3 separate regions of the Homo sapiens genome follow, and regions 2 and 3 are each linked to region 1. The links are chromatin contacts, found by Hi-C or POLR2A ChIA-PET in ENCODE. All regions are on one chromosome and are shown on one strand. The core of a region is the stretch at or near the end of the contact, and the rest is flanking DNA. Distances in the headings are between cores, read along the strand shown.

Region 1 (4,360 bases), core at 964-3,463:
TCCCCAGGGATCAGTCTTCTACAGTTCTAAAAGCAACCCCAACCCCACGTATGCTGCGTCACCTAAGCTGGGTGCTGCTGCTGATTTGAGGTGGTCCAAGCCATAAGCCAGAGGCCCTGCTCTGGCTGATGTTAGAATCACTCAAAAACTTCGAAAAACACAGATGTCTGTCCCACTCCCAACTCTGGGACTCGATATTTTTTAAAGTTTCCTGGGTAATTCTGATGATGAATGCCAGTTTGAGAAGCTCTGATTTGAGCAGCTACCAAATATCCCTATCTATTCCTCCCATGTCTTGGAACTGGACTATCTTTCTGAGCTACATAAACCTGCTGCTGTTTCTCCTAAATCCTGTTAGTTGTTGACTCTGGTTACCATGAGCTCCAAACAGGTGATAGGGAATCAAGCTGCTGATTGTGGCTTAGGAGCCTCTTCTCCCCACACTCAGACCCTTGATCCCAAAAAACATTAAAGATATCATATTTCATCCAAAGAAATATAATCAAGCGAGAACAGGGGTTGTAGAATCAGTAGCAGCTAGTGTGGAACAATGGATGTGAGTTCAAAAGATTTAAAGGCCTGAGACTCCAACAGTGATCCAAAGCAGATAAAAGGCCCTTCTCCCTGCCAAGGCAATCTAACGTGCTGTAGCACTTACTGTACTGGTGAACTTCATGAAGCAACCCTAGTGAGACGTTTGTTTTCTAAGGGAAAAGAAAACAGAAAGATTGTGACAAGCCTTGATGTGATTAAAACAAATGAGCAGAGCAATATGTTTGTAGGTATTGTTGAGAGGTGCCGGTGCTGCCCACCTGGCCCAAACTCCAGCTCTATCTCCGTCCATCTCTGTGTTCCAGGTACTTTCTTACACCCTGCCCACTGGACCATGGGCCTCTGTGGTTCACTGGTTAACACTTGCCTAATCAACTAGACAAACACAGGACGGGACAGCTGGGCGCTGAGCTGCCAGGGCACATGTGGGAGCTGCTTCAAGACTGACCACGAGGCCAAATTAATCTAAGAACCTGTTGCAAGAGCAAATGCTGTGAAGGCAAGATGGAGGTGTCCCTGGGGGCCCAGTGGCTTCTCAGTGAATGGGCTTCCATTCTTCTTTTCTGCTTGACCAGCCTAAAAACAAGAGGCTGGCCTCACAGAGGATTCTTCTTAGAAGATATTGCAGAGCCACTTATAAGACCAACGTATTTCACAGCCCAATATCCTTACTGACATCTCAGACCACCCCTCTCCCCACCTTCTTTTAATCACTTTCTTTTCTCCTCCAGGGCACAAACAGCTTTTATGCAAATTATCTCTCAGGACAGGTGTGAGGGCTTTCCGCAAAGAAAGACTGATCGCATCCAAGGTCCTTTATCCCTTAGAGGGCTCCCCAGGGACAAGCAACCTGTTCTGCCCCAGGGCTGCCGGACGCCCAGTTTTCCTGCTGTCTCTCATCACAGGGGCGGTGGGGCGCGCCCGCCTCCAGCCTGGCTCTGGACCCGGGGCCCCGCCACCTCCCAGCAGCGGGCGCAGAGAGCCTTCTGGTTACCCCCGAAGCTGAGGATTGCAGTGTTCTAGCAATGGATGAAATCCTTTTTAACCGACTGTAATAAAAATAAGATTGTGAATAACATGTGACTATAGACCTCCAAAAAACTGGCGGCTGTGAAACCCATACTTTAAGAAGCATGGCCTCTCTCTCGAAGTGGCTTCCAGTGACGGTCCTGGATCTACTTCACCCTTTTTGGCTCGGGTACTGGAACAGGTCTCGGCCAAACTACTGTCTCACCGCCATAGTGATAATCATCTTTAAAAGCACAGCTAGTCGGTGCGCGACCACTGCGCGGTACAATAAGAACCTGTCGGGGAGGGACCACGGCAGGCGACTGGGAGCTTGTGGACTGCCAGGGTCTGGAGCGGGCCCGGCCATCCCGCCGCTGCGCATGCGCCACCCAGGCCGCTGGCCGGAGAAACCTAGTGGCGGCGGGAGGCGGGAGGCTGGGAGTACGCGGGGGAAGCTGGAAGCGGGAAGCGGGGAGACGCGAGGTGGGGGCGGGGCGCACCGGCGTCCCGGCTGGGCGTGACGGGCGAGACCCCAGCCCGGTCGCGGCGTCTGAGGTTGCAATCTCGTCTGGGGCACTCTCGCGCCTCGCCCCTACCCGACTTCTTTTCAGGGATTAGTTCTGACTTCATGATTAATCAGCACTTTCTGGTTTCCTTAGGGTGACGTCATCTCTGCTCAGAGATAAAACAGGCTCCTTTTTGAGGGTTGCGGGCAGCCTGGGGGCCCGGGTCCGGGAGGCTGTCCCGGGGACTGCGCCCCGCCCACAGGCGACAGCCAGATCGCGCTGCCGGCCCCTCGAACGCTGGGTTCCCTGGCCACAGCGCGTCTTGTTTATTGCTTTTGCGGACTGGTTAAATGCAAAAGCTCAAGGTTTTCTTTCTTTTTTCCGTAATTATAAAAGTAGGACATGCTCTTTTAAAGGGTGGAAAATTACGAAGAAAAAAGTAATCACCCAAAGCCCCACCCTCTAGACTCAACCTCTGTTAACGTTGATGCATTTCCTTCCTGTCTCCCCCCACAACCCCCTTTCTTTGCAGCAGATCTTCAGGTTTTTAACGTCATTTAGTCATGTTATATCATTTTGTAGCCTACCTTTTTCACTTATATTGTGGCAGAAACTTTTTTGTGCTTTTTTCAAACATTGCTTTAAAGATCATAAAGATCTACTCCTTTAGTAGAGGTATCATCAAGTACTTAAACACTATTTCCGTTTATGAGCATCTAAGATGTTCTCAGTTTTTACTAGTGTATGAGGTAGACCATCCCTTCACCCTTACTTACATTTGCCAGGGTTTGATGGTTGGTGGAGCATACAAGCCCAAACTAAAAATTTGATCAAATATATGTCAAATTGTGAGCAAAACTTGAAAGCTTCTGCTCTTTTCTATATTGCTAATGATAGAGAACCTGGGCAGAAGCTGATTATTTGCAGGATGAGCTTTTGTGCCTGTGAAGGAAGGCCCTGACCTGAATGGGACGTGGAGAGTTTTGCAGTGGAGATGGAGGCTGGTGGCAGAAGGCAGAATGAGAAAGAGGGGCCAAAGAAAAGAAAGTCAGCTGGCGCCTAAAGGAAAAACTCCCCATGAAGATAAATGGCTGATGATTTTTGGAACACTGATGTTGAACATGCTAATTCTGTTAGTCCAAGCTCCAGTCTCCTTGTTTCTTTTACTAAAAAACTAGAGAAGTACAGGAGAAAGAACTGGGCCTAAATGAAGAGAGAGTCACACTATTTAGTGCATTTTCTGCCTTCTAATCTGTCCCCCTTCTCTAAAGTCCTTTTCCCACTTCATGAAAGGGTAATATAAGGTTTCCGTAAGATTCTAGATATCCAGGATAAGCAGAGGACATGAACCATCCAGATCTTCTCCCTCTCTCTTTTTTAAGATGGGGTCTTGCTCTGTCACCCAGGCTGGAATGCAGTGGCGATCTGGGCTCACTGTAGCCTTGACCTCCTATGCTCAAGAAATCCTCCCGCCTCAGCCCCCAAGTACCTTGGACTACAGGCACACACCACCACGCCCGGCTAATTTTTTTATGCTTCTTGTAGAGATGGGGTTTCACCATGTTGCCCAGGCTGGTCTTGAACTCCTGCTGACCCCAGGCAAGCTGCCCGCCTCAACCTCCAAAAGTGCCGGGATTACAGGCATGAGCCACCATGCTGGGCCCATCTAGAACTTCTCTGTGAGGTCTGGCATGAGCCTACTTCTATTTATCCCCTGCAAATCACTTTAACTGAAAGCTGTTCACTTCTAAAATGAGGTTACAGGAAAAAAAAAGTAAGTATGTTTTGGTAACTGAACGTGATGGTGGGAGAAAGGCTGGTGGTTTGAGAATAAACTCAGCCTCCCAGGGCCTTTTGCCTAGAAGGTCTTACACACTCTTGCATTGGTTAGCCTGGTTAGTAAAGGGCATGCAACTCTACTGCTTCTAAGAACACTGTAGGTCCTTCCTGTGCTCAGAGTTGTGTGACGATCTGTAACTCAAGGGAGAAGCTGGAACAGCCAGCTTTTGACATCTCCCTTGTTGCTTGGTCTGGAGCAACTTTCCCTTTATGAGAAAAAGTGTGACACAAACTCTGTCTCCAACCAAGCCAGTTTTCTCCATGCTGAGTATCTGTAAGAAAAGCCAGATTGATCAAGAGGCATTCTCTGCTTGGTTTAAATTCGCATGACAAAGTAGGCAATTTTGTGTAATTGGCACGTGCTTTGCAAAGTAGCCGTCCATTCTTGAGCCACCTGAGAACTGGCAGTGAAGCAGTGATTTAACTTCAAAAGGGTGAGAATGGCTGTGGTGGCT
Region 2 (4,704 bases), core at 280-2,779, 2.2 Mb after region 1:
CGAGTGTTTCCCAAGTTTTCGATTCTAGCCTAAGATCTGGAAACAACTATAATTTCTGACTTAAGAACAAAACCAAACCAGCCCCAGTCGCAGAAATCTATCACTTTATTATGTGGAGATTGATGGGGAGTTGGTCAAAACCTTGCTCAATCCCTGTGACCTCCGTGCTCAGGAAAACACATCTTCATTATTTTTCTTTGATTTTTATAGGTTGCATTTGTTTCTTTGCCTGTCGTTCATTTCACTTCGATTGCATTTTCTTTCTGAAAGTCTTTTTCCTGTAAGGCCAGTTTGGTCAGCATTCAGTTCTTGCTTTAATTGGGCCTCTTTAAGCTTTCATCCCCTCAGATTTTTATATTCGTTTTTATTGTTGAACCTCACTTTAAGCTGTGGCTTTTCATTGTCATACCTTCCCATTTGTTCCTCATTCACCAGAACTTTGTTTCTGTGGGATCATCATCTTTCTTGGTCTGTGGAAGGCCCAGGTAGCACCCATTTGTTTTCTTCCCTCAGTGTCTCGTTGGGGCCCACTCATCTGAGTCCTTGGGGTTGCTCAGATGCCTGATCATCTCAGCAGCCAGCACCATCAAAGAGGAAACCTGCCTGAGATCCCGGCTCTGAGCTTCTTCCAGTTCAGGGTCTGGGACCTAGTGTCCAGCTGAGGCACCGTGGGATGTGTTTGTAGGAGGTAAGTCAGGGAGTGGTGGGCTCCAGCCCCCTGAGATGTGACATGCCCCACAGCCCTGACATTGGCCAATGTGGTAGGCAGTTCACCTCTGAGGTAGGGCAAATCTAGCTTTTTGACTTTTTCCCCAAATGAGATGCAAGATATGGAGCCTATGGAGAAGAAAATAAGAAGCTAAGAACTGGTGTGTCTTGGGTTTTCAACCAGAGAAAAAATCCAGTTTATATGGCAGAATAAGCATATACCATGATCAGACCAGCCATAAACAGACATCAAGGTAGCGAAAAAGTCCTTACAGAGAGATGCCATCAGCAATGGCCAAGTATGGTGATATTCTAACATTCTAGTTTCAAATTCTAGCATAGTTTTTCTCGTTGGAACATAACTACTGTAGTTCCTGTTGCAGTCTATAATTAATGAACAAACAAACAAAAAAAGAAGTAAAAAGAGGAAATTGTAAAATTTCTGTTCCCACCTTCTAAATATAGTTTAATTTGCTTTAAACAAATCTACCATAACACTTTTAATTTGTAGAACTGATAAACATTAATTTATCAAAGGACTCATATTATTTGTGACTGTGCTCACAGACTAGAGTTCCTTGTAGAATTTCTTTCAACTGTAACAAACGTGGTGCAAGTTTTTTGATGACTTGATTTTTAAAAATTTAACTACACATATCTTGGCTGTATAAAGCGAGGCTGACTTGTAACTTTGAAACATGCACATTAAATAGTCAAGAGTCAATAAAGAAACTGAACAAATGACAAAAAATGTTTGCTTCAAGTGAGTCAGTCATGACAAAACTACTCTCAGAATTGATTTGGAGATAGCCTAGGCTGTGGTTTTTCAGAGAAACCTGTACAGCTGGGTGGGGCACTGCGGTTTGCTAGTTTCTGGAGAGGTCAAAATGTGAAGTCAAAATGGTGTGCTGATACGGGAAATGACTGAGCTCCATTGCAATTCAGACCTATGACAAGCGGTTAAGGCACCTGCTATCCCCAGGCCTCAAGCTCTGTGTGGGTGCAGTGGAGCTGGATTCTTGAAGAGCTGGTTGTTTTCCAGGGCAGGAGATGGCCTGCTCCCAATCCAGAATTCTAACAAGAAAATAGCCTGGCCATGGCCCACACTTCCCAAATAGATGCACCTTTTTTTTTTTTGGATTGTCATCTTTTAAAAAAAAATACATATACTTTCATCAGCAGAATTGAATTTGGAAGGTTGCTGATGTTTTTTAAATTAATAGAATATGAAGCATTTACCATTTTCATAAGAAAGCTCATTAAAATTTACCTTTTATCCCCCTCTTGTCTGAGAAATGAGTATCTAGCACATAGTGCTTACTATTGCCAGGTACTGTTCTAAGTATTTTAGAGATGCAAACTAATGTAATCCTATGCCTAGACTCTGAGTAGTCTTTTCTAGGCAAAGAAACACAAGGAAGCTAAGTAAATTGCCCAAGGTCATTCACTGTATGGATGGGTTGGGGCTTGAACCTAGGGAGTCTGGCCCCAGAGATCAAACAAGAGAAAGAAGGCATCAGGGAAGCCCGAAGAAGGGAAAAAAAACCCACCAAAACAACCAGTTTTGCCCAATGCTTTGAAGAAAACTTTTAATCCTGTCTCCTTCCTTGCCCATGAAAAATGTCCATTTAGTCATAGTCGGAGTCAAGGGCAGAGCGAGGTGGGAGAGTGCCAGCCCGATGCTCTGTGACCCCATCCCAGCCTCGTCCCCTAGGCTTTCTCTTAGGCAGTGCTCTCCCAGCCTCTGTCATCTCCTTAAACATGGGTCTCCTTGCCTGGGCGAACCCTGCACATCCTTCTGAGCAGCACTGCCCAGTAGAAATGGGAGCCACATATGCAACTGTAAGTTTTCTAGTAGCCCACCTTAGAAAGAAAAAAAAAACCACGAAACAAATCTGTCATTGCTTTCTTCTTCCACATTTTGCTTTTTAAACTTCTGTTTTAAGTTTTTTACTTTAAAAAAATTCCCAAAAAGGAGACAGAAAACAGCTCCTGGAAGAATTTACAACCAACTGCATCGGGGTCTGGGAAACTGGACCAGGGTGGGGATGAGTGGATGGGAAGGGGTCCCCTTTAGTCACTGCGGCCTCACTGGAAGACCAAGGGAGCAGGGATTCTTCAGTCAAAAGGGAGGCAGGGAAGAGAAGTGGGAGGAGGTGGGAGTTGGGTGGTTGGAGGAGATGAACAGAAAATAAAATGTCGTTGTCTGGTTAAATCCAGAGAAAAATACCTGGCCCTGTAAGGAGGGAGGATGCCCTTCCAAGGGGATGGAAGGGGTCTGGAGGGAAGCAGGGTAGGGAGGCCACCCTGAGACCCTGGGCAGGCCCTGGTGGAGGAAGCGGGCAGGGGCCTCCGGGACTGTGGGACACACTAGCTATTGTGTTCTTGTGCCATCACCCTGTGTGTTCCCAGAGCAGCTCCTTGCTTCATTTTGCTTTCTCTTAATAAATGACATGGCAGTCCTCCCTGCCCCAAAGTGAAAAATTAATTAATTTCAGGAATATATTTTATTTAACTCAATATATCAAAATATTATTGCAATCATATAAAATCAATGTAACTGATGTGAAATATTAATGAGATGTTCACCTTCTAACTTTATACTATGTCTTCAAAATCCAGGGCTTGTTTTACATTTCCAGCACATCTCAATTTTGGCCCTATATTTTCATTGGAAATATTTGATCCGTATTTAGATTTCATAAAATTCATAGCCAAAAAACTAGATTGACATAACCAAGTTGTTCCAGGCACACTTAAGAGTTTTTCAACCACTGAATCGAGTAATAATGTTTAATGTTTAAACAAGTTAAAATGAAATAAAATTCAATATTCAGTTTCTCAGTCTACATTTCAAGTGCTCAAGAGGCACATATGAACTGGAGAGAAATGAAACCAAAAAAACACGGGCTAGTGAGTTCAGATTAAACAGCCACCTGAAATCATCATTGACTGATTACTCTTCTTGCTGGCTACCTCGGCACAGCAAACTGCAGGCAGGCCTGGAAGCTTGGGTTTTTGGCATGGAGTGTTGTCAGGTTCATTCCTACACGGTAGGCAGTGGCAGGAGTTATTTTGCAAATGTTAACCCTGCCACCTAGTGACCACTTTCTGAATGTCACTTGAAGATTACCACCTGAAAATTCGTGTTGACCTCAGTCTTGCCGCCCTTCCAGACTTTCTCCTGCTTGGAGGCCCCATGTGGCACGGTGCTGCTGATGTGTCATAACTGTTTTGGGGCTGCGTTAGCGATCCCTGGAGGATATGGACTGAGCTGTATCTCCCTTTGTTTTCCCACAACAGTAAGGTGCTTGGAGATTAAGGAGCACGTCTCAGGAGCATCCTATGTGCCGAGGAGATGGCTTCTGTCTCCCCAAGGGTTAGAGTTCCCAATTTCTCTTGTGTGACTCAATTGTAGCACCTGAATCTTCTGTTTGTTAATATGTGTCCCTCCTCCATTGAACTGCGAAATCTGTGAGGTCAGGGACAATGTCTTTCTTATGTTTGAGCCCCATCCCCTAGTTTGGTATCTGTCTGACAACTGTCAGGGGAATGAATGGCCGGATGGCATGGCTATAAACTCCCAGTCTGCCCGGCATTCTTGCCATAGTTCTCCAGATGGGGCATCTTCCCTTTTCCACTCTCAGGATGAACTGTGTCATCTTTACGTTTCTTCACCCCTTAGCCTCCCCCTTCTTCCATACATGTTCAGCACATGCTTAGTATATGACCTTGCCTTGAATTTTGGAAATAGAAAGCTGAAGTTAGGAATTCCTTAATTTACACCCACCAAACCTTCAAACCTACCTCTCCATGTGCCAGCACATGCACCTGGATGCCCTGCCACACCTTCCAAGTGTGCTCTGAATCCCCGGAACCACTCATTGGGATCACCTGGGGAGATTTGACAATGATTGATGCCTGGGTTCCAAAGCAAAAAGTCTGATGTCTCACGTCTGTAATCCCAGCACTTTGGGAGGCCGAGGCAGGCGGATC
Region 3 (4,834 bases), core at 2,154-4,653, 2.7 Mb before region 1:
AGAGCAGCACCAGACGAGGCTGCCGAGGAAGCCAGAGCTAGATCGCGTACAGTTTTGTAAAGAATTCAGATTTTATTCTGGGAAGCCAGCGATAGGTATTAAGAAAAAAATGATATTATCTCTTTTGCATGATCTAAGTGATCAGCAGCCTTTCACCTGGTATTTTCACTTAGCTGAATGTGAATACAAATGTCTGGTTTGAAACTCCTGAGCTCAACGGATCTTCCTATCTAGGCCTCCCAAAATGCTGGGATTACAGGCATGAGCCACAGCACCTGGCCTGGGTTATATTTTATAGGATGGTTTACTTTTATAAAACAAATTACAGGCCAGGCGCGTTGGCTCACGCCTGTAATCCCAGTGCTCTGGGGGGCTGAGGCGGGTGGATCATCTGGGGTCGGAAGTTTGAGACCAGCCTGACCAACATGGTGAAACCCCATCTCTACTAAAAATACAGAAATTAGCCGGGTGTAGTGGCAGGTGCCTGTAATCCCAGCTACTCGGGAGGCTGAGGCAGGAGAATTGCTTGAACCCGGGAGGCAGAGGTTGCAGTGAGCCGAGATTGCACCATTGCACTCCAGCCTGGGCGACAGAGTGAGATTTCATCTCAAAAAAAAAAAATTATAAATATCAAGGCACTATCACATTTTATTTCATTTGTCCTCACAAAAACTTTCTGTGATTGAGAGAATGTAAGTTATTATTCCAGGTTGATCAAAGAGGTAACTGAGATACTGAGCAGTTTAAGAAGTTAACTCATTGAACAAATGTCTGAGTGCAGACTATATAATCCTAATAAAAACAGTAGTTCTTAGTAGGGTATATATCTTAGTGATTAATTAGTAGTTACTAATTCAGGATCTTATTAGTAGTAGTTCTAGTTAGGATTATATATCTTGTTAATGTCTCAGCCAGAGTTAGAATATTTGATCCAGGATGTTGATGGAAACATAGCCACATTGCATGTATTTATGGCTGCTCTTTAGGAAGCCACTAGCATACAAAGCCCATAATGAAAGTCTTGGTAAATACATATGCTGATGTGTACCAAAAAAAGTAAGCCTTTTGGGTATGTCTTATAAAGGAAAGGTTTTGTGTTTGTTAAGTGTTATGTCATACATTTTTATGGAGCAAAACAATGTACATATTTTAAAAATACCTTTTATATGGATTAAAGGTTAAGATTAACCATATAAACCACAGAGTGTAAGGTATGTGTCAGCAACCACGATACAAAATAATATTTTATTGGCTGGACGTGTTGGCTCACGTAATCTCAACACTTTGGGAGGCTGAGGCGGGAGGATCATGAGGTCAGGAGATCGAGACCATCCTGGCTAACACGGTGAAACCTCGTCTCTATTTTAAAAATACAAAAAATTAGCTGGGCGTAGTGGCACACGCCTGTAGTCCCAACTACTTGGGAGGCTGAGGCAGGAGAATAACTTGAACCTGGGAGGTGGAGGTGGCAGTGAGCTGAGATCATGCCACTGCACTCTAGCCTAGGCACGACAGAGTTAGACTTCGTCTCTAATAATAATAATAATAATATTTTATGAAACAATGTTAACTTTGAGCTGTATAGCTTGATTTCTTTGCATTCTTTATAAAGTATAAATAAAATATAAATAGATGTTTTATACCTCAGTTGCAGAGACATCAGAAAATGAATTCTAGACAGGAGCTTGAAGAGTTCAGATAAAACTCCCAAAATTATAGAAAAAATAAAAACTAAACCCTGATTTGGTCAAATTTCACTTGAAACCGGGGTACTCAAGTGTGTCATTTCTGGAATGTAAAAGAAGTTATTTTCCACATTGTCTATCCAGTGTGGTTTTTTTTCCATAGAAATTATATGCACTTTAGAATGGATTCAATAGAATTGTTCTTTTGACAGGTATACCTTCAATATGTTCAAGCTACAGATGAAGCCAGTCTTTTAACAGTTTTTTAAGGACCTACATGATTACTTACATTAGATAGAAAACTCTAGGCACACATATATCCACATAAGCATTGATGTATATATCCAGTTTCCAATTTTAAAATTTTAAATTGTATATTTGTAGTTATTGTTACAGGGAGATTATCAATGACTAGGGAAGGCCGGGCGCAGTGGCTCATGCCTGTAATCTCAGCACTCTGGGTGGTGGAGGCGGGTGGATTACCTGAGGTCAGGAGTTTGAGACCAGCCTGGCCAACATGGTGAAACCCCGTCTCTACTAAAAATACAAAAATTAGCCAGGCGTGGTGGCGCGGGCCTGTAATCCCACCTACTCGGAAGGCTGAGGCGTGAGAATCGCTTGAACACAGGAGGCAGAGATTGCAGTGAGCGGAGATCGCGCCACTGCACTCCAGCCTGAGCGACAGAGCAAGACTCCCCCTCAAAAACAAACAAAACAAAACAACAACAACAAAAAACAATGACTAGGGAAAGTAGGCCATGAAAAGTGTTGTTTCCAACCTATCAATTGCCAGTACTACAAGCAGGAGTTAGACGTTTGGAGGTTTTCACACGGTGCTATAAATACAGTTTCCAGGGCCCCGGTACACGTGGCCTTCCTGCTCTGCCAGGATGGAGAGTCTTGCTTTCCACATTGCTGATGTGGTCAGACTAATTAAATTATTGCAAAAAGACACATTCCCTAGTCAACCTTATGTGTCTGCCTTCTTCCCTTGAGTCACAGTTGTTGGCTTTACAGGCCAAGGCAAGTAAGTCTTGAACCCTCAGCAGAAACAGGGCACCAGCATCGGATGCCTCATAACCTGAACAGTTAAGGACGCCCCACCACAGAGCTTCTTTCTGAGTGTGATAAACTATAAGGCAAGACTGTAAAGGGGTGGATCTTCATTTCGATTTAGGGTAGGTGACACCTCAAGGGTGTTTCTTCCCTTCCAGCGTAACTGGATGGGAAACCTACACCAAGTGTGCTTGGGAGGGCTGCTTGGGTCAGCTACCTGTAAGTGGAAATAGGGGGTGCCACCTTCCGATGAAAACCCGGATCCCGTACTGTCAACGGAGGGCCCTTGAATTCACATCCCTCAGCCCGCTAGAAAGCCCCTGAAACCACGTGGCCTTTAACCCATTCCGGCAACAGCGCCAATTCCCGGAAGCGAGAGGGCAAGAAAGCTCGGCGCGACGCTTCCCGCGTCTTCTAGGCCGCGCGCTGAAATCAAACGCGACGCCGGCTAGCTGTGGGCCGGGCCGAGCGCTCAACGCTCCAGCGGCTGGGTAAGCCGCGGCCGCCGCCCACCCCGCTGCAGAGCTGGGCGGGGCCGCCTGGAGGCAGCGGGGAGAGGCCAGCCGAAAAGGAAGAAGAGACGCCGGAGGCGCGCTCTGCGCAGGCGCGCGGCGCCCCGCCTCCCCAGCGTCGGCTCCCCGGCGGGCGGTGCGGGCCCTCCCACTCTACCCCGCGCCGTCTCACGGCCCCGGCCCTAGCTTCACCCCGACTACCCGGCGTGCGCGTCCTCCTGCCGGCCTGCAGGCCCGGGGCCTCCGCCTGCTTCCCCACAGCTGCTCCTTGCGGCCCCGCTTGCGTTCACGCTGTCGCCCGGGCCGGCGCGGCCGCGGGCAACCGCTCCCCCTCCCACACCTACCCCGCCCCCTCCCCGCCTTTTCCGCCCTCCGGTCCCCCTCCCTCGGCCCGCTGCTGCTGCTCCAGATGAGGTGATGGCAACGGCCAACTTCGGCAAGATCCAGATCGGGATTTACGTGGAGATCAAGCGCAGCGATGGTGAGCCGCGCTGCCAGCCCCGCTGGCCCGCTCGGCCCCGTGTTCGGGTGTGCACGGAGGGGACGCGGGCGCCGGCCGCCTCATTGATTGCTTCGCCGGGCTGTGGGGGTGGGAAGGCGGCGGCCGCGGCGCTTTTGTGTGTGGCGTGTGTGCCAGTGAGGCCGGCTTGGGGTCCGCCCGGGCGCTGCTGCAGTTCTCCGGATCGGGCCGCGGGGGAGGGAAGCCGGGTGGGGAAAGGGCCCGGGTGTCGAGGGTCGCGTCTCCGGGGGTCTCTGGGCGAGGGCCGCTCGCTCCTCCTCCCGCAATCTCCAGCCCCCCCCCGGGGACACCAGCCCGGGAGGGAGCGGGCTTCGTTAGGGATGACCCTGCCTCGCGCTTCCCCTTGGTCTTTGCATTTTACCGGCTTGGCCTCTGACGGGGATGGGGATGGGGGTGGGGGAGCGGGAAGACCAGCGATTTCACATTTAGAGAACCGACTGCTGGTCGGAGGCCGAGATGGGGGGAAAGAGCCAGTTCCGTCGCCTTAAACTGCCGTCTGGTTGTCAGGCCTCCCCGGTTTCGTCGTCGACCATGCTGCTTTCTTTTTTGCCACTTCTTGGGAGAAAAATGTGGAGAATATCGCGCTGAGCCATGAATAAGGGTGGGGGAGCAATGGGAAGAAATATTCGATGGGCTTCTCCAAGGTGATGAGACTGTAAAGGGAATGATAGGGGATGGGCAGAGTCAATGCGAGGCACTGCTGAGAGAGTGGGGGTGGGCGACCGGATGTTGATATTTTCACACCCTCGGGAGAGGTAACTGAGAAAAGTGTAAGGCGAGGTGAAGACACATGCTTCATTTTTTTTTTTAAGAGCCTTAGGCTTATGTATCTTTCTCTAGGTTTCTCTTGGGGAAAATGGTTTATGACACTAGCTTGGGGTGTGGAGTGAGATACGCCAGCCAGACTGGAAATAATTCATATTGTAAAGGAATAAATGCACGGAGGGAGATAAGTAAAATTATTTTCTTTCGGTACCAATATTGAAAGAACGAGAGATGTGTGATAATCTCGAGTTGAGCAGTGTTCCTGACTCCATCTCTCATACCGATTCCTTTTTTTT

Evidence for each region. Hi-C counts contacts between places; a loop is a spot of excess contacts on that map. ChIA-PET counts read pairs that join two places held with the same protein, here RNA polymerase II (POLR2A). Pooled maps may share reads with other maps.
Region 2: a loop to region 1 is called in a pooled map, with 6 times the contacts of the local background. The contact joins two enhancer-like sites. A Hi-C loop is called at or near these places in 2 of 37 single-sample maps with no recorded cell type and 7 of 50 pooled maps. POLR2A ChIA-PET finds 5 or more read pairs at or near these places in 1 of 52 experiments (activated T-cell).
Region 3: a pooled map shows a loop between it and region 1 (8-fold over the local background). The contact joins the promoter of KIF2A here to the enhancer-like site in region 1. A Hi-C loop is called at or near these places in 5 of 50 pooled maps.

What each region holds. Positions count from the first base shown.
Region 1 is chr5:65,033,583-65,037,942 of GRCh38, forward strand. No RefSeq gene overlaps it. Among named protein-coding and RNA genes, the nearest start is that of CWC27, 270 kb to the left of the region's middle. RefSeq lists enhancers at 1,932-2,448, 4,280-4,360 and a silencer at 2,009-2,058. Within about 2 kb of position 2,214, at least 41 of the 41 ENCODE cell types and tissues checked have a DNase peak (open chromatin) inside an H3K27ac peak, as active enhancers do.
Region 2 is chr5:67,205,567-67,210,270 of GRCh38, forward strand. No RefSeq gene overlaps it. Among named protein-coding and RNA genes, the nearest start is that of CD180, 11 kb to the left of the region's middle. RefSeq lists an enhancer at 584-1,783. Within about 2 kb of position 1,530, at least 13 of the 41 ENCODE cell types and tissues checked have a DNase peak (open chromatin) inside an H3K27ac peak, as active enhancers do.
Region 3 is chr5:62,302,803-62,307,636 of GRCh38, forward strand. KIF2A (kinesin family member 2A) reads left to right here and starts at 3,404. Exons shown (of 21, transcript NM_001098511.3): 1 at 3,404-3,734. The coding sequence starts at 3,671. RefSeq lists a silencer at 3,108-4,137.